Linked DNA regions of Homo sapiens: region 1 is linked to region 2. The links are chromatin loops, found by intact Hi-C in ENCODE. Cell type or tissue: IMR-90. All regions are shown on one strand. Links, peaks and the distances in the headings refer to the core of each region. The heading gives the core; the rest is flanking DNA. Region 1 overlaps TASP1 (taspase 1). Region 2 overlaps TASP1 (taspase 1).

Region 1 (11,328 bases), core at 1,027-9,026, 110 kb before region 2:
TCCTTCAAGTTACAGTCCCATCCCTTTCTCTCCAACAGCATCAGACTTTATCGGGAGAGTGGACAAATATGGCTTCCTTTCCTACCTTTCTCTCTCCAATTTCTTATCACATTGGTTTCTGCCCCACCACACTAACAAAGCACCCAGTCCAGTAGCCCTCTTGTCCTGCTTTCTGTCTGCTCTTTCTGCGATCTCTGATGCAAGTGACTTTTTCTTTTGCATGTAGCATAGATCCTGGAACCCTCTTGGTTTGTCTGCCTCTCTGACCTGTTCCATCTTGGCCTTCTTCATAGATTCTTACTCCTCTGTCCTCCCATTGCCCACAGCCCCAGGGTTGAGCCTTTGGTGAATTCTGTGCTTTCTCCTGCTGATTTCTTGTTATTTCTGCTGTTCTCATGATTTCAGCTGTTCTCTCTTGGGATTGGCTTCCATGTCTGTATCTACTTTGGACTTTTGAGGTGCATGTGAGTCCTTTCTGACTTCCTGGTGGGCATGTTCCTATGGGTGCTGTGTATACATATCAGACTCATGAGGTTCAACAGAACATTTCATTCTTCATCCCCACCCTGTGTCACCTTTCTCCTGTGTCCTCTATCTCTTTCATTGCTCTTATTCTCCTATCCTTTGCTCAGACTTGAAATCTTGGCACCACTCTCATATTTGTGGTTTCTTTCTGTTTCTTCTTTCCTGACTCTGTTCTTTCAGACTCATCTTCTCATGCCTGCCTATCTTAGCAGCCTCCTGACCTAGCTCCATTTCTTGCATCAGTGGAAAAACATGGTTTTGAGCCATTGGCCTATCAGGAGAAGTCTAAAATGAATTAATGTTGAATCGAATCCATACTACTATAATTGTCAAAAAATTGTTTTTAGTCATTTTTGAAGAAATGAGCATAATGTAATAATATGAGTTAATTTTAAATTTTAATTTAATATTGGTGGCACATGAAAACCTTGATGCATAATGTTTACAAATTAGGCTGTGAACATAATTTAGTATGGCCCCGTGTCTATGGAAAATTGTAGTACTTGAACAAAGCAAAGACTAATTCATAGTTGCATTTTGATTGTCTCAAAGAAATCACAGTTGGAATCATGTATTATAAGAGTTTTCTTTGTGGTCAATATGTTGTTCAGTGAGATAGGTTGTTGTTTAGACATTACTTTCATATCTAGATGTTAGGAGAATTGGCTTCTATTCTAAACTGAAATCCTGAGAGCCTGCCTGATTGTGTCAATTTGGAAAAGAGATTTCCAAGTCCGAGGAGATTGTCCACCAGTCCCCTACCCTTATTTTAAAATTGGTGATGTGCAAGTTGGAATAAGAACATACTCCATGGATTTGATTCTATTAAGTAGAATGCAAGGAATGGGTAGGTAAAGTTAAAATTGTAAAATTAAGGTTTTTCTCCATTGCTTTTGAATATTTCCTCTTTTGCCTATCCTGTGTCAGTTGAAGATAGTTTCATATGTCTAAAGATACCTCTAGCTTTCCAGTTCATGACATCCAGTGTAGCTTTTTAACTTAGATACCCAACTTGTCATGTTATACTCTTCGCAAGCTAAAAGACTAACCATCATCAGCCCACAGAACCTGGGGATGATAGAGTAAATCTCCAGTCCCTCTTGTCCGTTGGACTTTGTGTGATTGCCTCATTCTTGTTTCTCATGGGGCTGTTGCTATGAAGTTGACAATGGAAACACATGGCAGAGTTGGGTGATCAAGTCAGAAGAAAGGTGGAGCACTGAATTTTGCAACTGTTTGGCCAAAATAAAGAAGACTTGTGCCTTAGGCTGCTGCAGAAAATCCAGAGACCTGGCCTGCATTTTAGGATTATATATCTTAGAAGGTGATAATTGAAAGGCGGAGAAAAGATAGTTAGTTATGGTTAGGATAGGGCTCTCCCAAGGCCAGATGGGTGATTTGGTCATTAGCCTGAGGGATAAACTCTAGCATCTTGTTCTCATCACTGGGTGAGGAGAAATGAGTAAGGGCTTGGGGAGAGGGGGTGGATTAACAGGAGCTGACCTTTCAAACTCTGACTAATGTTCTGGCGTCATAGGAATTTGCCTAGCTAGGGATAGACTAGAGCAGGCACATGAGTTCCTGTCCAGACTCTTCCAGACCCACTAGCTGTGGAGCCTGGGCAAGGGGTTATTTGTAAAACCAGAATAATATCTACCATTACTGTAAGGGGTAAGTAAGTTGACATACACAAAGCTTTTAGTGCATTTCTTGTCCCAGAGTAGGGGCTCAATACTTACTGTATTTCATTGAATCTAAGTCATCATCCTTTATCAGATGCACCATTATTTTTATACCACTAAGGAAACAAAAGACTGTCAATTAAAGTATAACACACTGCCTTCTCATCACTTAATGCATGGTGGTTGCTTTACAGGAAAATATAGAATTAGGGATGTCTCATCAGTGAGAAGTATTTCCTTCACTGATAGCAAAGTCATGCCTCATTGCCATTTCCATACCTTTCTATGTGTACAGTTATTTTTAATTTGAATTCTGTATCACACCGTAATCCTTCTGAACACATTTTAAACAACAGTTTAACTCAACACATGTAGTTCCAACACGGCACGTAACTGAAGGGTCAACACATGCGAACCGCTTGCATCTAGAGGCAGTGGCAGCTCTGTCACTACTGCCACCAGGCATGTAATGCCTGGAGGATTACATGGGAGGATGCATCAGTTATAACACACCTGAATCCAGAAGTTTAAAAATGTGAAAAAAGTATATTTTAGAATTGATAAATTATAGTAAAAGCTTTTCTTATTCTCAGCTTTTTCTAGAAAATAAATAATTTGTTTCAGACTGTCTTGAGGCAGTAAGATAAACTCTTGAGGAAAGAGGGCTGTGGGTATATTTGTGTCTCCTGAGTGCCTGGCAAACAGCCTTGTACAGGGTAAGTGCCCGGTATACAAATAAAAATTAAGAAATGTATGTGTGGGTCCTCCCTGTTTGAGAAGAATGCTTACTTTTTCAAACAGATTATTCACCATGGACTTTCTTTAAATAGGATTTTAAAATATAATTCAATTTGCCACATTTGAATTCACACATAATTTTTCAGTAACACAGCAAATACATAATGTTAGAAATATCTGGGATATGTCTCTGGCTATGGAAAGGACGAGCAGATTGAAGATTAGAAGATCAGAAGGAGGGGAAAAAAGCAAGAGATTAAGTTTATGCTTTGGTTTACCTTAACATTGCTTTTCCGTTACTTGTCTATACAGTTCTTTTTTCTTTCCTTTAAAAAAAAAAAAGACAAAGTCTCACTCTGTCGCCTAGGCTGGAGTGAATGCAGTGGTGTGATCATGGCTCATTGCAACCTTGGACTCCTGGGCTCAAGTGATCCTCCTGCCTCAGCCTCCCAAGTAGGTAGGACTACAGGTGCACACCATCACACCTGGATAATTTTTAATTTTTTTGTAGAGACAGGATCTTGCTGTGTTGCCCGGGCTGGTCTTGAACTCCTGGGCTCCAGTGATCCTCCCACTTTGGCCTCAAAAAGTGCTGGAAACAGTGAGTACAGGGGTACTGATGGCAATTGACTAAGATCAGAAGATGTAGGCTTCATTTCCCCTCCTTAAAGTATTCTGGCATGAAGAAAGACCTACTACCTTGTTTCTGCTGTGAGGCCAAAGGATTTCTGATTTTCTCAGTTCTTTGCTTTTTAAGGTCTTGGCTCTGGGCATTTCTAGAAACCTGAGGACGGAGAGGGTTGTGGTCAGGACTTGCCAGGAGTAGCTTCAAAGGTAGATGGGATTAAAAAAATACCAAAATTGAGAACAGCCTTATGCCTCAATATTTCTGAGCTAGTGATTAGTTTCTTCCTCAAGGGCTAGGAGAATATGCCATTCCTTTTTGATTTCTCAACTTAACAACCAGAGGTCTTCCTCTGTCCCTCTGTGGGAGATTGTCTATGGGACTGTGTTAGAAAACTCGTGCCCAGAGACCTTTGTCAGGAGGGCACGAGACAGCCTTCTCTGTGAGAGGGGGGTTATGTGACAGCAGGAGCCAATGGGAGACTACTGCTGAGATATTGACAAATGCCATGTGGTCATTGCTCTTTAAGGGTATGTGGAAGGCAGGCAGGAATCCATGCTTCAGCTTCTATTTAGCAGCAGTCATTCTTGTACTCTGTGTGTCACAGGCACTCTTGGTGAATACAAGCCCTATTCTACTGAGGACTCAGTGCAAATCACCTAGGGTTCCAGTCTTCCTTCTAGCCCTCTCCCCATTTCTTAGCAACCCTTCAAGGTGAAACCTCAAGGAATTTTCTATACTCAAGGTTTATTATTTTTCTTAGTTCTCTTCTCTCACTCAATTTTATTCTACTTCAGTCAGGACTTCTCCTCTACCACGCCACCAATCTGTTCTTGTCAAGATTAACAATTACCTCTAAAGTCATGTGATTATCCTTTAGTCCTATAAGCAACATTTGACACGGTTGCTCAAATAACTTGCTCCTCCTGTAAATACTGTCCTTAATAGACTTCCAGGGACCACACACTCCTGTTTTTCCTGCCACCTCACTGGCTGCTCCTTCTTAGTCTCCTTTGTTAATATTCCTCATCTCTTTGACGTCTCAGTGTTGGAGTGCCTCAGTGCTTAGTCCTTGAACCTCTTCTCTCTTTCTTTGTATACCTGCTCCCTTTGTGTCTCATCCAGTCTGATGGCTAAGTACCATCTATGTGCTGATGATTCCTACAATTTTATCTCCAACCTGGGCCTCTCTCCATAACTGAGTTATAATTCAAGTGCTTGTTAAAATCTCCACTTGTATATATAACAGACATCTATTTAGCATGTCCGAATATGAGCTCTTGCCTAACCCTAAACGTGTTCTCTTGAAATATTTTCCCCACAGCAAGTGTCAATTCCAGTGGCTCAAGTCAAAATTTTGGGTTCATCCTTGACCCTCTTTTCTATCTCACGCACATCCAATTCACCAACAAACTTTGTTTACTCTCCTCTCTGAATATATTTAAAATCTGACCACTTCTCAGCACGTTAATGGCCACCAACAGTTCTGTGGTGCCATCATCTCTAATCTGGATCATTGCTAGCCTCCTAGCTGGTCTCTTGCTTTTTGCCCCATTCCCCCTTTATTTGTTTTGCAACCCTGCAACTGGTGTTCAAACCGAACTCAAACGATATACCTCTATTTTGAAATGTTAAGCCACTTCCCATCTTAATAAATGGGAAAGCCACAGTCCTAATGAAGGGCCTATAAGGCCTTGTTGGAGATACTTCCCAGCTTCCCCTCAGAACCTCTTGCTTTTCTTCTCTTGCTCACACAATTCCAGCTACGGTGGCTCCTTTGCAGTACTTCACACATGCCACGCACACTCCCGCCATAGGGGCTTTGTCAAGCTGCTGCTTCTCCTCCACCCTCAGTGTCTCAAGCCCCCACTCTCACCTCATCAGACCTTTATTCAAATGAGTCACCTTGATGAGTTCTTCTGCAGCCATCCTATATAAACATGGAGTTCTTCCTTCAGCCAACATTTCCTGTCTCCCTTTCATGTTTTATTTTTTCCCGTAGCAAGTATCATTATCTAATATTTTATATCTTTACACAATTTTCTTTTTAAAAAATTGGTTTAATTTAATTTAATTTAATTTTATTATTATACTTTAAGTTTTAGGGTACATGTGCACAACGTGCAGATTAGTTACATATGTATACATGTGCCATGTTGGTGTGCTGCACCCATTAACTCGTCATTTAACATTAGGTATATCTCCTAATGCTATCCCTCCCCCCTCCCCCACCCCACAACAAGCCCCGGTGTGTGATGTTCCCCTTCCTGTGTCCATGTGTTCTCATTGTTCAATTCCCACCTATGAGTGAGAACATGCGGTGTTTGGTTTTTTGTCCTTGCGATAGTTTGCTGAGAATGATGGAATGATGGTTTCCAGCTTCATCCATGTCCCTAAAAAGGACATGAACTCATCCTTTTTTATGGCTGCATAGTATTCCATGGTGTATATGTGCCACATTTTCTTAATCCAGTCTATCATTGTTGGACATTTGGGTTGGTTCCAAGTCTTTGCTATTGTGAATAGTGCCACAGTAAACATACGTGTGCATGTGTCTTTATAGCAGCATGATTTCTAATCCTTTGGGTATATACCCAGTAATGGGATTGCTGGGTCAAATGGTATTTCTAGTTCTAGATCCCTGAGGAATCGCCACACTGACTTCCACAATGGTTGAACTAGTTTACAGTCCCACCAACAGTGTAAAAGTGTTCCTATTTCTCCACATCCTCTCCAGCATCTGTTGTTTCCTGACTTTTTAATGATCACCATTCTAACTGGTGTGAGATGGTATCTCATTGTGGTTTTGATACGTATTTCTCTGATGGCCAGTGATGATGAGCATTTTTTCATGTGTCTTTTGGTTGCATAAATGTCTTCTTTTGAGAAGTGTCTGTTCATCTTCTTTGCCCACTTTTTGATGGGGTTGTTTGTTTTTTTCTTGTAAATTTGTTGGAGTTCATTGTAGATTCTGGATATTAGCCCTTTGTCAGATGAGTAGATTGCAAAAATTTTCTCCCATTCTATAGGTTGCCTGTTCACTCTGATAGTAGTTTCTTTTGCTGTGCAGAAGCTCTTTAGTTTAATTAGATCCCATTTGTCAATTTTGGCTTTTGTTGCCATTGCTTTTGGTGTTTTAGACATGAAGTCCTTGCCCTTGCCTATGTCCTGAATGGTATTGCCTAGGTTTTCTTATATGGTTTTTATGGTTTCAGGTCTAACAGTTAAGTCTTTGATCCATCTTGAATTAATTTTTGTATAAGGTGTAAGGAAGGGATCCAGTTTCAGCCTTCTACATACGGCTAGCCAGTTTTCCCAGCACCATTTATTAAATAGGGAATCGTTTCCCCATTTCTTGTTTTTGTCAGGTTTGTCAAAGACCAGATGGTTGTAGATATGTGGCATTGTTTCTGAGGGCTCTGTTCTGTTCCATTGGTCTATATCTCTGTTTTGGTACCAGTACCGTGCTGTTTTGGTTACTGTAGTCTTATAATATAGTTTGAAGTCAGGTAGCGAGATGCCTCCAGCTTTGTTCTTTTGGCTTAGGATTGACTTGGCAATGTGGGCTCTTTTTTGGTTTCATATGAACTTTAAAGTAGTTTTTTCCAATTCTGTGAAGAAAGTCATTGGTAGCTTGATGGGGATGGCATTGAATCTATAAATTACCTTGGACAGTATGGCCATTTTCCCGATATTGATTCTTCCTACCCATGAGCATGGAATGTTCTTTCATTTGTTTGTATCCTGTTTTATTTCATTGAGCAGTGGTTTGTAGTTCTCCTTGAAGAGGTCCTTCACTTCCCTTGTAAGTTGGATTCCTAGCTATTTTATTCTCTTTGAAGCAATTGTGAATGGGAGTTCACTCATGATTTGGCTCTCTGTTTGTCTGTTATTGGTGTATAAGAATGCTTGTGATTTTTGCACATTGATTTTGTATCCTGAGACTTTGCTGAAGTTGCCTACCAGCTTAAGGAGATTTTGGGCTGAGACAATGAGGTTTTCTAGATATACAATCATGTCATCTGCAAACAGGGACAATTTGACTTCCTTTTTTCATAATTGAATATCCTTTATTTCCTTCTCCTGCCTGATTGCCCTGGCCAGAACTTCCAACACTATGTTAAATAGGAGTGGTGAGAGAGGGCATCCCTGTCTTGTGCCAATTTTCAAAGGGAATGCTTCCAGTTTTTGCCCATTCAGTACGATATTGGCTGTGGGTTTGTCATAGATAGCTCTTATTATTTTGAGATACTTCCCATCAGTACCTAATTTATTGAGAGTTTTTAGCATGAAGGGTTGTTGAATTTTGTCAAAGGCCTTTTCTGCATCTGTTGGGATAATCATATGGTTTTTGTCATTGGTTCTGTTTATATGCTGGATTACATTTATTGATTTTCGTATGTTGAACCAGCCTTGCATCCCAGGGATGAAGCCCACTTGATCATGGTGGATAAGCTTTTTGATGTGCTGCTGGATCGGTTTTATTTTCTAATTTGAGTTGTCCTTTATTTCTTTTTCTTTCTTTTAATTTCAACTTTTACTGTAGATTCATGGGTACATTTGCAGGTTTGTTACATGAATATATCGCATGATACTGAGGTTGTGGTACGATTGATCCTATCACCCAGGTCATGAGTGTAGTACCCAATAGATAGTTTTTCAACCCTTGTGCCTCTTCTTTCCTCCGCACTCTAGTAGTCCTCATTGTCTATTGTTCCTATCTTTATGTCCATGTGTACCCAATGTGTAGCTGCCACATATAAGTGAGAATATAGGGTATTTGGTTTTCTGTTTCTGCATTAATTTGCTTAGGATAATGACCTCCAACTACATCCATGTTGCTGCAAGGGATATTTTTTTTGTTCTTTTCTGTGGCTGTGTAGTGTTCTATGGTGTATATGTACCACATTTTATTTGTTAATTCACCACTGATGGGCATCTAGGTTGATTCCAGGTCTTTGCTATAGTGAATAATACTATGATGGACATGTGAGTGCCTTGTCTTTTTGGTAGAACAATTTATTTTCCTTTGAGTATATACCCAGTAATGGGATTGCTGGGTCAAATGGTGGTTCTATTTTTAGCTCTTGGCTATTTTCTTTTTATTTTCTACCCTGCTCTAAATTCCTTAGGGGTTGGGATTTTCATCAGCTTTGTTCGTTGATGTGTGAATGTTGCTTATTACCTACAACTGCTGAATGAGTGTGAATGAATATGAATGACAAACAAATACATTGTGGTGGGGTAAGCCAGTGAAGCCCGGATGAGTGAAGGCTGAGAGGAAGGCAAATGAGGGGCTAAGAGTGGTATATTCTTGATAAGAGCAGAGGATGCCTGAAGAAGATGATTGAGTCTGAGGTGTTTGGGGCTTAATTTGGGGACTTAGGTCGTGGTGTTTAGACATTTTCTTTTGTATGAAAGGGGGACTCTTGAGTAGGGAGATGATCATACTTTTAGAAGATACATGAAGATAGCTCTTTCTTCTCTGAGAGTGTTCTGGCATGATGAGGAATGATCCAGACGCTGAGAGGCAAAACTAGTCAAGGAGTTAAATACATTGCTCTTAGTCCTGTTGGTGACATCCAGACTCTTTAGTCCACTTTGATTCCTTAATCTGCCTTGTTGGGCAGGCTGACACTGGCTTCTCAGAAGTTTCTTGTCCTTATGAAAGAATAAACCTTCATAATTTTTGTCACTCTCAATGAGATTCTTAGAATGCTGAGGAGCTGCCACTGGAGCTGAAATAATTTGAGACATAATATGTGGGGTTAGGAATAATGCCATGGGAAATCTTTTTGTGAATTATGACTTCTAGATGTGAGCCTAGATAAAACCCTAATGTTTGTAAACATTGTCATCTTAAAAGCACTTAACTCTTTGGACTGTTTGGTTGTTGGGGGTGGGAAAAATAATATTCATTTACAGATAACAGAGTATATAAACTACCAGCACATTTCTAAGAACTGAAGTAATTATCTGGGATGGGAATTCTATTCTGAGTTTATTGCATACTCTAATTAGGTCACTTCATATCTGATTAACTTTTAATATATTGCTTCTTGCTTTTTATATAAGTAAAGTCACTGATGGTATGCAATTATGTAGAATTCTGAATTATGCCAGATGATTTTCTAAGAAACCAGTTCAATGTGACAGCAATTGATATATCTTAGAGATTTTAAATGAGTGGATTTCTTCCTTTCATTCAGTGCGACATGTTACTTGTATCTTAGAGATTTTAAATGAGTAGATTTTTTTCCTGATTGTGAAATAATGCATGCTCATTGATAGGATTTGGGAAATGAAACTGATAATTTTTGCCATCCTGTGGTAGTCACTATTAATATTTTCGGTGGATTTTTGCCATTAAACAAAAGCGGAAATACTGCTTAGCTTGTATTGTACTTTGTTCATTTAATATTTTATAATGAACATTTTTATGTATTATTATTCTTCCAAACATAATTTTAAAGGATATGAAGGATATCTTTCCATGCATCATGAGTTCATGTATTTTGCTCCTCAGCAAGACGACTTGTAATTGGCCTCATGCAATAAAGCAGCAGCTGTTTTAGAGGCTCTTATTTTATGTTCTAGCCTGGTTATGATAAGAGAGAATTAAAAACATAGTCCTTGTCCTCAAAAGACATGAAACCTGGGGCCTTGGTAATATAGGAAACCTTCTTGCCAATATAGGAATATGTTGACATATTAGCTATAGCAAAAGGCTTATATTAGCACCGAATGAGGCTCTGCTGCATCCATTCACCTAGGGAATATGCACTGTGGCGCTTCCCAAAGGATCACTTGCAGGTACCTCAGTGTACCTGATGGCTTGACTGTTGTTGCAGCCATTAGTACATCTCCCTTCTTGCCACCTTTCTCTCCCCAAATCTCAACAAAACCAGTTGTTTTTAATCTTAACACTACCCATCACCCTCCTACACTCACTGAAATGTCTTCAGCCCCTAACCTCTAGAAGAGCTGAGGACATCATGGAAGGAAGGTAAGTCTTTCTCTGAAAGAGATTGTAGACCTGGGATATAATGGATAAAGTGATCCCCAAGATGCACTTTTGATGTTTTAATTTCTCAGATTTTTTTTGCTAGATACTTACTTTGCATTGCTTTGTTGTTGTTTTGTGAAAGAACAGACTTCTAATTTTAAAACACAAGGTGAAGAAATGTTAAAAAAAAAAAAAAAAAAAAACAAAGGCGTAAGATCAAGTGATGAGTTAAAATGCCAGTTCTGCCATCCTTGATGTAGTTCTCCCTTTGATTGTTCTCACTTGAAAGAATGCCTTTTCCTTCCCATTGTGGAGTACTACCTGCTGTCAGTTGGAGAGGGGGTAAGTTGAGCAACCTGTCAAAGACTTTCTAAGCTCCCTTCATATGGTTCACAGAAACAGGGCTGGATTTTCATTTCTTCTTTCATTCAACAGGAGTCTCTTTCATGTTTGAAAATTGGAAACGTGTGTTTTTCAGTGTGGAGCGAGGATGTGTGTGCCCTCTGGCACACCTGTTTCTAATTTCCTGACTTGAAAGCATAACTCATCAAAAGGAGGAGAAAAACAATTTCTTTGTGACATGCTGCTTCATGGCCCTTGCTGGACTCAAGGCCTTCGTGGGTTTGCCACCTTGGTTCCCTCTGTAGAAGGTTCTTGTGAAATGCAGAATTCACTAAATACAACTAGTGCCTTTTATGGCACAGGGCTGTTTTTGGTATTATTTTGCTGTAGTTCTTTTCAGCTCAGGAAAT
Region 2 (11,328 bases), core at 1,510-9,509:
TTGTGTTCTCTTTTATGGCAGTGGAATTTCTGTGGAGCCACACGACGGAGAGCATGTGTGTCGGATATATGTCAGCCCAGGATGGGAAAGCCAAGGTAAGTGGGAAAAAACGGTCATAACCTGAAAACCTTGTAGCCATCGCATAAACCTCTAACCAGCTAAGTTGATGTGGATGAATTTTTTCAGCTTTTTTTGGGCAGTAGCTTTGTGGTCTTCATAAGCATCCGAATAAGAACAGTTAACAATGCTAACAGCTCCAGAGAAAACCAGCATATCTATTTTGCTTTTGGTGACACAGCAGGGGAGCATTAGGAGGAGCCTGCCCACTTTCCCCCACAGCCCCCAGCTTGTTCCTTTTTGCCCATTGTGAATAAGTAGAGAAGAGGAAACTGGGGTTTGGGAAGAGAAAATGGGAGTGAAGCTGATGAGCTGACATAGATGGATGTTTCTGCAAGAAGTGTTGGAATAAAGGAAACTGAGTCAAACAAGCTTTAACCCTAGAAAGCATCCTGCATGTTTGATGGCACAGGTGGCTGACATGCTTGCAAATATGACCTGTCTCACCTTTCAGTGTGTTCTGTCATGCCCTGACCTGGTGTCTTCATGGGCAGAATTAAAGGTCTCTGTCCATGTCCCACATGCCTGTGGCACTCGTCGCTCAGTGAGTTGCAATAATCACATAGGCATCCACATACTATCTCCGGAGTTGCTTTGCTTCCCTGGACTCATGATGGTTGAGCCTGGGAATAAGCAACATGATTTGTGGATTTTATTTTATATTGGCCTCATGTTCTTCTTGTTCATAAATTTTTTAGAAACAGCTGTGGCCTGTGATGTTTACTTGGCATTAAAGTACCTCAGTTATAAAGCTGTGAAGTTGTGCAGCATTGTTTTTAAAAGAAATGATTTATTTTGCACATTTTGACATATAAAATAGGAAAACTTCTGATATGAGCAGTCTGTTACAGATTGAATCATAAAGGATAAATATAATAAAGAACACTTTATTGCTTATTTGTCATGTAATACCTATCCTGACTATCCTTTGTATATTATCCAGCCAGCCTGTAGCTCCACAGAACTTTTGTGAGTAGTGTAAAGAACATTTATTCAGACAAGGATTGACTTATATTGTGAAAATTTTGCTGAGATCCACCCTCCCCCTTTGCTTCACCTTCATCTGGTACAATATTCCTATTGTGTTAGTAGACCTGTTTCCTAAGAGAATACATAAAATATTGCTTTATTTCATAATTTATATAGAATGGAAATATAATTGTCCATTTTAAAGGTGATTTAAGGGTTTAGAACAGCACTGTCTAATAGAATTTTGTGTGATGTAAACATTTTATATCTCTGTTTTCCAACAGGGAAGCTACTAGCCACATGTGGTTATTGAGCACTTAAATGTGGCTAGTTTGATGGAGGAGCTGAATTTTAAATTTTACTTAATTTAAATTTAAATAGCCACATGTGGCTCGTGGCTACCATATTGAACAGCACAGGTTTAATGAATAAGTATGAAAATGATTATTCATATTTTCAGATTCATTTCTTCTCAGTGACAAAACAGTTCCCATACATAAAACAAGCCTGATAAACCCCAAGAATCCTTGCCTAACAGTAGCTTGAAGCCATTTCAGTTTCTCTGTCCCCTTAATATTGATTCAGAACTAAGATTGCTTTTTAACAAAAGAGCATGTTTGAGGTGGACGTCAGCACTGAAGCCAGTCTGATGGGGTATGATTATGTTATTAAGTCCCTTGTGTGGAAATTTTTTGTTATCCTTGCTGGTGGCCCGTGAAAGACACCTTACTATTTAATGTGAAATATAGGTAGGAAAGAGTGTAGAGTCCTGCTATGAGCCCGAAGATATTTGGCCTCCAGTTATATTGCTTGACATCTGGTAGACATGGTTTTCTTATTGCTGGTAAATTCTCCAGCTGGTAGTCAATTGGGCCAGCAGATACAGCTGGTCCTCTTGCCTCTCTTGTAAATTATGTTTTTGACCTTCCTTGAGGAGAGTTAATCCCTCTTCCTTCCTTTCTCCTTTGAGCCTGTGACTACAAATACTTTCAAGGAAAAAAAAAAAAAAAAAGAAAACCCCAAAACAAAAACACTAATGATTTGGCTGCGGAATTTTATTGATCAAAAAGAAAAATTATCTCTTTTGTTATAAATGCTAGAATTTTTTTGTATTGCAAGTAAGACAAAGTTATAGATGAGAGGCTGAGCTCAAAAGAGAAAAGGGGCTATAACAATGTTTGTATTCTGTTTAAGCTTTGGACCTTCCTCTCCCTCTGGTTTCCTGACTTCTATAAAAGAATAGTTGAACTAACTAGTGGCATACCTGTTCAGCATCATGACTGGTTTCCGAAACATGTTCCTCCATAATGTTGAGAGCCGTGGTAGCGAAATGAGTAAGAAGGCATCTTAAAATATTTAAAATTTAAAAACTATTTTTAAAAGTTAAAACACTTGTGCCCTTGTTTTCAAAAATTGTCTTCCTTCTGCTTGTTACCAAACTCAGAAACTGAGGCCACCTGGCCATTTGAACATATATGAGCTAGTTGTGTTTAATCCCAAGTTAAAGCCTTGAATTAAAGCTTAGCTAAAAATCATATTGCGTAGAAAAGGCTGGATAATAATCAGTATCATTGTAACCAGAATGCATGTATAATTTGAATAAATAGAGGTAGGTTCTTTTACAAGTCTTTTTTTTTTAAAGAATGTTCTTGCAATTAAATCATTTAATTTAATTTCTAAACTGCTTTGATAACATAAGATAAAGATTTATTTTTAAGGAGCCAAAATTAGGGCATCAGTACCAGTTGGATTTTAAAAACAGATTGTCCGTATCCTACCCAGATAGCAGACAGTTAATGAAGAGTTTTTAATAAACACCCAGTGTGCATGGACTACTGTAATAGAAACAGGTGTTAAAACTGGCATGGAACTTATTCAGCTATAATACATGAAATTAGGTTTCTTTTATTATGTAGAGGTCACTTTTTATAACCACAGTGAAAATACTGTTATAAAAATTTCCTTGAGGAGGAGCAGACTATTTTATAGTCTTTAAGTGTCTCTCCACAGACTTCTTATTAGTTGCAGGGAAAAATAATAACTATATAATGGAGAAACCAGGCAACACCTTGACCATGTGATCAGAATTAATACCACCAATGAGGGGCAGATGGACAATATGTGCCTCTGGCTATGATAACTTGAGGATACAGTATCACTTGTGTAGTATTCCATCTGGAAATGTATAACCTGAACCTAACTGTGAAGAAACATCAGACACATTTAAAATGAGGAACATTCTGTGAAGAAAGAAAGAAAGAAACGTGTTCTTCAATAATGTCAATGTCATAAAAGACAGGCTGCAGAAATGTTCCAGAGGAAATAATTCTAAAGAGATGTGACAACTAAATGCAGTAACTGGTCCTAGACTAGATCCTATATCAGAAAAATGCTATAAATGCATTATTAGGTCAATTTACAAAATTGGAATATGGTTAGTAAAAAGTGTTTTATCATGGTTAAACTTACTGAAGTTGATTACTGTACTGTGGTGTATAATATTTTTATTCTTATGAAATACACACTAATGCATCTAGGGGTAAAGGGCCATAATATGGACAATATTTTCTCAGTGGGTCAGAAAAATATATTATGTGGATGAATGGATGGATAGAGCAACAGCAAATTGCAAAGCAAATGGAGCAAAATGTTAACAGTAGGTGAACCTTGGTAAAGGATGTATAGATCTTCCCGGAACGATTGTGTAATTCTTAAATTATTTTCAAATTAAAAATTTTTTAAATGTCACTCTTGGGTCTTGTGGCACATTTGATTAGTTCTTTGGGTCTTGTACTTGAAATGATGCAGTTCAAAAAATATCACCCTTGGTTTATAACCAAGTCTGCATTGGATGAATGATTACATTCCCCCAAACTATTGCCTTTTTCTCATTTTGAATTCCTGACTAGAATGACCAAAATTCAGATAACACATCCCATTACAAATATTTTGCAAAATATTTCTATGATAGTTCCTTGTTTTCCAGTGGGATCTAAGAGAGACTAAGCTTTTTCATAATCAAGGTGCTGTCCTCTTGGGATGTTTTTTGTTATATTACTCAGCTTTTCTTAAAAAAAAAAATTTACTCAACAAATATTTATTTGTGATGTTTCTCTGCCTTGTGTGACAAACCCTGTGTCATACTCTGACACATGGTAATGAAACAGGACAGATGTTGCCCATACCATATTTCCCTCACCTAGGGAAAGCACAGGGCACTGGGTGGTAACTCAATGATATTTACATTTTGTTTTTAACATTTTCTATTTTAATGCCATGAAGTCTTCGAAACCTCATGAGGTCGTGCCAGGATTTCTGTTCTTGGCACATCTGACTAGTTCTTTGGGCCATGCAGTTAAAATAAATAAGTATTGGGATGGGTGCAGTGCCAGGAAGTTGGAGCCTGGGTTGCCCTCCCACTCCATGCACACTGTGAGCTGTGGTTTGATCACTCTGCCTCTGGATCCCAGAGGCCTCATCTGTAATATGAGAATAAGAAATCCTTACCTTGCCTTAAGCCTTTCCTGTGATATGATATGATAAGAACGAGGAAGCAAAACCTTATCTGTCTCAATACAGATGACTAGACCCCATTAAGTCCTTGTTGTTGCTTCCAATCTGCAGAATTCCAAATTCAACATTCCAGATTACATAAACAAATATGTTGCCACTTAATTTTCAGTAGGATTTTTGTAATACCAATATAGTACCTACTGTGTTCTAACATGTTTTATCTTCATGAAGATGGTTTCCAGGTCTTTAAAAAAAACTTAGTGAATGTATATTTACAAAGGATAGCAGAGATGAGATTTCTGAGTGCTTTTTCCTAGGCTTAAAACTTACCTCTCACATAAAGCCATAGGAGGGAGACTTAAGTATAAAACATGATGTACACAAGGGGGGGTTATCAAAAGAAGTGCAAAGAAACTCCACTTCTAATTAGAATGAAGAAAGTTACAAGAGACTGTTGCTTCTACTCCCAACTATGTGAATGAGCTGCATAATCTATAGAATCATAAATTTTTAAAAAGTATCCAGAGAAGTTATTAGGTAGAGAAAAACCTAAGTAAACTAAATTCCAGAAAGAGACAAGCCCTTCCTAGGAGACAAAAACCTCTGATTGCTTTATTCCCTGGCAGAGCAGCAGGAGGAGGAGTCAAACTCAACACAGAGGTATATAAAGACAAATCAGCCAAATTTTTAATGAAATCTTTATGGCCGTGTGTGAGCTGGTGTGACAGATTAAAATCCTGAGACACTCCATTCACAGAGAGCTTATACCCACCGCCAGTTTTTCTCTGTGAGGCCTTCATCAAGTGGCAACACACCAAAGCTTGGAGCAGAGCAAAGAATTGTGAGTGATTCATTAAGGTGCATAAGATTTTCACCAAATACATGGCAGTGGCCAGAGAAAGACTAGAGGCATAGCAAGAGAGCCGCAAGACAACTCGGAAGCATAGTGGTCCTTTATCAAGTGCAACACAGTTGCAACAGAAGGCTGGATTAAAGCAAAAGAGATTTTAAAAAACCTCTCCTGCTCCCAACATGTACAGGGCCTTCATCAAGGGCCAGGCAGTGTTGTACAGAAGCCTAGTGCCAGGGTAAGAGAGTGAAGAAATATTCCATGACACAGAAATCTGGAGGAGGTTACAAAGAGCAAAACGAACACCTTAGCAACATGGAAAGCTGACGGCTTGCCTATAAACAAAGAGAAGTCTCCCGTGGTTAGAATGCTGGTGCCTGGACTATAAGAATGGAGAATTCTCTAGAGTTTCACCTGGGCTCAGATCCCAAACCTTGCTTAAGGGAAATTCCTGATCCAGGATACAAAATCAACACGTAAAAATTAGTAGCATTTTTATACACCAATGATGAACTGCCTGGAGAAAGAAATCAAGAAGGCAACACCATTTACAATAGCTAAAAAGAAATACCTAGTAATAAATTTAACCAAGGAGATGAAAGACCTGTACTAGGAAGGCTACAAAACACTGATAAAAGTAATTGAAGAGGACACAGACAAATGGAAAGACATCCCATGCTCATGGATCAGAAGAATTAGTATCTTTAAAACAATCCTATTGACCAAATACCAATGATATTTTCCACAGTAATAGAAAAGACAATCCTAACATTTATATGGAACCCCAAAAGAGCCCAAATAGCCAACGCAATCCTTGGCAAAAAGAACAAAGCTGAATACTTCACACTACTTGACTTCAGAATACCTTGCAAACCTATAGTAACCAAAACATTATGATAAAAACAGGCATATAGACCAATAGAACAGAGTAGAGAATCCAGAAATCCATACCTTTATAGCCAACTGATTTTTCACAAAGGCTCTAAGAACGTACATTGGGGAAGGGACGCCCTCTTCAATAAATGCTGCTGGGAAAATTAGATATTCATATGCAGAAGAATGAAACTGAATGCCTGACTCTCTTCATATATAAAAATCCATTCAAGATTGATTAAAATCTTAAATGTAAGGCCCCAAACTATAAAACTACTAGAAGAAAACATAGGGAAAATACTTCAGGACATTGGTTTAGGCAAAGATTTTTGTGGCCAGGACCTCAAAAGCACAGACAAAAAATCCCAAAAGAGACAAATAGGACTCTTATTAAACTAAAGAGCTGCTTCACAGGAATGGAAACAATTGACAGAATGAGCAGACAACCAGTTGAATGGGAGAAAATATTTGCAAACTTTTCTTCTGACAGAGGACTAATAATCAGAATATACAAGAACTCAAACAACTCAATGTTTAAAAAAAAAGATCCCATTAAAAAGTAGCCAAAAGACATGAGTAGATACCTCTCAAAAGAAGACATACAAATGGCCAACAGACATGTGACAAAATGCTCAACGTCAGTAATCATCAGGGAAATGCAAATCATAAACACAGTGAGATATTATCTTACCCCACTTGGAATAGCAGTTATTAAAAAGACAAAATATAGCAGGTCCTGGTGAGGATGCAGAAAAAACGAAACTCATACACTGTTGGTAGAAATGTAAATTCATACAGCCACTATGGGAAACAATATGGAGATTTCTCAAAAAACTGAAAATAGGACTACCATGCAATCCAACCTTTCTACTACTGGGTATTTATCCAAAGAAAAGGACGTCAGTACATCAAAGGGATACCTGTGCTGTACTTGCATGTTCATTGCAGCACTACTCACAATAGCAAGTATATAGAATCAACCTAAAAATATATGAACAGATGAATGGATCAAGAAAATGTAGTCTGTATACACAATGGAATACTATTGGGCATATTAAAGAATGAAATCATGTCATTTGCAACAGCATGGATTGAAGTGGAGGTCATTATGTTAAGTGAAGTAAGGCAGGCACAGAAAGACAACTTTAGCATGTTCTCACTTACGTGTGAGAGCTCAAACATGCTGATCTCATGGAGATAGAGAGTACAGTGATAAATACCAGAGACTTGGAAAGGTGTGTGAGTGGGAGGAGGGAATGAAGAGAGGTCGGTCAATGGGTACAGTTAGATAGAAAGTATGAGTTCTAATTTTTGATAGAGTAAGTTGACTATAGTTAACCACAATGTATTATATATTTCCAGTAGCTAGAAGATAGAACTTGAAATTTTCCCAATATGTATAGAAATGATAAATACTCAAGGTGATGGATACCCCAAATACCCTGACTTGATCATAACACATTCTGTGCATGAAACAAAGTATCACATGTATCCCATACATATGTAAAATATTATGTGTCAATAAAATGATTAGTATGTCAGTTGAAAAAAATAAAAACATAAAATAACTGATATTGAGTATATTCACATCATTTAAAAGATAATTTCAAACCCAGGAAGGATGAAAAATAATAGAAAAAGTTAAATGAGATAAAAATTAGAAATAAAATAATTTTCAAAAATGAAAGCTGGTATGGCTATATTAGTGTCAGACATAGGAGATATGAGATAAAACAGGACATTTCATATTGAAAATGTGGTCCATTCAATTAAAAAGGTATAAAACGTCTAAATGTATATGTGCCTAGTAAAAGAAACAAAAATTGACAGTAATAAAAGGAGTAATAGACAAATCTGTAGTCATAGTTGGAAACTTTAACATCCTTCTTTCTCTCAGTATGAAATAAGACATACAATAGTAAATGACTTGAATAAAAATTAGTAAGGATATGAATAATAGACCCAACTTGACCAAAGTGGTATTTATAGAACATTACATTCAACAAGTTATTATTTTCAAGTTCATAAGGAGTATTTACCAAGAGAAGCTGACAATTATTTTCAACTGAATGATAATTAAAACAATATATCAGAATTTATAGGATGCAATTAAAACATTAAAAGGAAAAGTATGTCCTTAAATACTTATGGTAGAAAAGAAAGTTTAAAATAAATGAGTTAAGCTATCATCTTAAGAAGCTTTAAGAAGAATAGATAGAAAATAATCAAAATAAGAATGCAAGCAGTAACATAGAAAAGAAATTTTAAAATGGAGAAAAACAAAGCTAGACGAAGTTCTTTGAAAAAAAATTAGTGAAATTGATAAAACTTTAGAAAGAATGATTAGGAAAGAAAGAAAGAAACCCACAAATTACCAATAGCAAGAATGAAAAGGAAATAGTAATGCATTCACCGATTCTGTAGGCATTAAGTGGCTAACTTTATTTCAACAGAGGCAGCAACTGGATGAAATTTATTAATTTGTTGAAGAAAACCAACTTAACAAACTAAACACAAAAAATTTTAAATAACCATTTACATATTTAAGAAATTGAATTTCTATAAGCAAAACATTCTCATAAAGTAAACTTTATGCCCAGATGGCATCACTGGCATTTTATATCAGACATTTCAGGAAGAAATAACATTAATCTTATGCCATTTCTTTCAGAAAAACAAAGCAGAGGGATTGTTTTCCAACCCATTTTATGAGACAAGGGTAACCTCAGTATTTGACAAAGATGTTACAAGGAAGGAAAACTACAGACCAATAGCTGTCATGAATATATATGCGGAGATGCTTAATAAGTTATTACTTTGGAATGAAAAATCCAGCAGTATTATTGCCCGTGGACACCAAATAAGGTTTTTCCAAGGAATGCACAGTTGACTTAACATTTCAAAAGTCAGTCATTGCCAACAAATGATCCTGGAACATAAGGATATCCACATGTAAAATAATGAAGTTGGACCCTTTATCCCATATATAAAAACTAACTCAAAATTTATCAGGAACCAAAATATTAAGAGCTAAAACTATGAATTTCTTAGGAGGACTTAGGAGTAAATCTTTCTGTCCTTGGATTATGCAGTTATTTCTTAGATATGATTCCAAAAGCACAGGCAACAAAAGAAAAAATAAATAGGTCATCATAAAAATTTAAAACTTTTATGCTTCAAAGGATAACATCAAGAAAGTAAAAAAAGCCCACAAAATAGGAAAAAATATTTGCAAATCATGTAATTGGTGAGGAGCTTGTACCAGAACATATATAGAACTCTTACAACTGAACAATAAGAAGGCATAAAATGGGCATGAGATCTGAGTAGACATTTTTCTAAAGACGATATACAAATAGCCAGTAAGTACAGGAAAAGATGCTCAACATCAGTAGTCATTAGTGAAATGCAGATGACAACCACAAGTAGATACCACTTCACATCCAACAAGATGGCTATGATAAAAATTGTGAATATTAACAAGTCTTGGTGAGGATGTGGAGAAATTGGAACCCTCATATATCACTGATAGGAATGTAAAAATGGTGCTGCTACTTTGGACAACAGTTTGGCAGTTCCTCAAAAAGTTAAACATAGAGTTACCATGTGACCCAGCAATTCCATTTCTAGGTATATGCCCAAGAAAATGAAAAGATAGGTCCACATGAAAACTTGTGCATAGATACTTATAGCAGCATTATTCATAACAGCAAAAAAAGAAGAAACAATCCAAATGCCCATCAACTGATGAATGGATCAGCAAAATGTGAAATATTCATACAATGGAATATTTTCAGCTGTAAAAAGGAATGAAGTGCAGATATATACTGTAGCTTGGATGAACCTTGAAAACATTATTCTAGGTAAAAGAAGCCAGACACTAATGGCCACATAGTGTATGATTTTGTTTATATGAAATGTCCAGAATAGGAAAATCCATAGAGATAAGGTAGATTAGTGGTAGAGGTAAGGGAATGGGGAGTGAGTGCTAATGGGCACAGGGTTTCTTTTAGTGGTGACGAAAATTTTCTGGAATTAGAACATTGCACATTTTGCAAATATATTAAAAACTACTGAATTGAAAAGTTATTTAAGTGGATGAATTTTCTGATATATGAATTATATCTCAGTAAAGCTGTTAAAAATGTTAATTGATATAATTTACTCTGTTACCAAAATAAAGGAGAAAACCCATATGTTCCTCTTGATTCCATATGATCATCTCAACTTGCATGAATGATAAAAACCTCAAAATAGCCGGGCACGGTGGCTAATGCCTGTAATCCCAGCACTTTGGGAGGCCAAGGCGGGCAGATCACCAGGTCAGGAGCTCGAGACCATCCTGGCTAACATAGTGAAACCCTGTCTCTACTAAAAATACAAAAAATTAGCCAGGCATGGTGGCGGGCGCCTGTAGTCCCAGCTACTCGGGAGGCTGAGGCAGGAGAATGGCGTGAACCTGGGAGGCAGAGCTTGTAGTGAGCAGAGATCACACCACTGCACTCCAGCCTGGGTGACAGAGTGAGACTGTCTCAAAAAAAAAAAAAAAAAAGAAAAAACCCTCAAAATATGAGATATCCAAGGAAAATTCCTCAATGTGATTAAGGGCGTCATCTATCAAAAACCTACAGCTAAAATCATACTAATTGGTGAAACACTGAACACTTTCTTTCTAACACTGACAACAGACAAAGAGGGCATCCACTCATCACTTCTATTCAGTATTTTATTGGATGCTCCACTAGTACAATAAAGCAAATAAAAGATAAAACTTGGAAAAGAAATAGTAAAAGCCATAGTTATTCTCAGAGGACATGAAATGAATCTAACGAATGATGTGCAAGACGTGTTCCCTGAAAACTATAAAACCTTGCTGAGAGAAATAAAAGACAATCTAAATAGAGAAACATGCCATATTCATGGATTGGAAAACACAGTAAGATAGCCATTCTTTCCACATTCAGCTATAGATTCAAAGCAATCTCAATAAAAATTCCAGCAGACAT

The links. A loop is a pair of places that touch in the nucleus more often than their neighbours do. Peaks named below come from ENCODE experiments on the same cell type or tissue, not always from the same donor. Only the 100,000 strongest peaks of a DNase experiment are listed, where the experiment ranks them.
Region 1: it touches region 2 in a loop (15-fold over the local background); 1 of 110 quality-filtered maps calls a loop at or near these places.

What each region holds. Positions count from the first base shown.
Region 1 is chr20:13,516,110-13,527,437 of GRCh38, reverse strand. The region is part of intron 10 of TASP1 (taspase 1); the gene reads left to right. Among named protein-coding and RNA genes, the nearest start is that of TASP1, 120 kb to the left of the region's middle. In IMR-90, for the core only: no CTCF peak of the experiment used is centred there; a DNase peak (open chromatin) is centred at 2,027; H3K27ac peaks cover 1,609 bases.
Region 2 is chr20:13,406,215-13,417,542 of GRCh38, reverse strand. TASP1 (taspase 1) reads left to right here. Exons shown (of 14, transcript NM_017714.3): 13 at 22-95. Among named protein-coding and RNA genes, the nearest start is that of ISM1-AS1, 170 kb to the right of the region's middle. In IMR-90, for the core only: no CTCF peak of the experiment used is centred there; no DNase peak of the experiment used is centred there.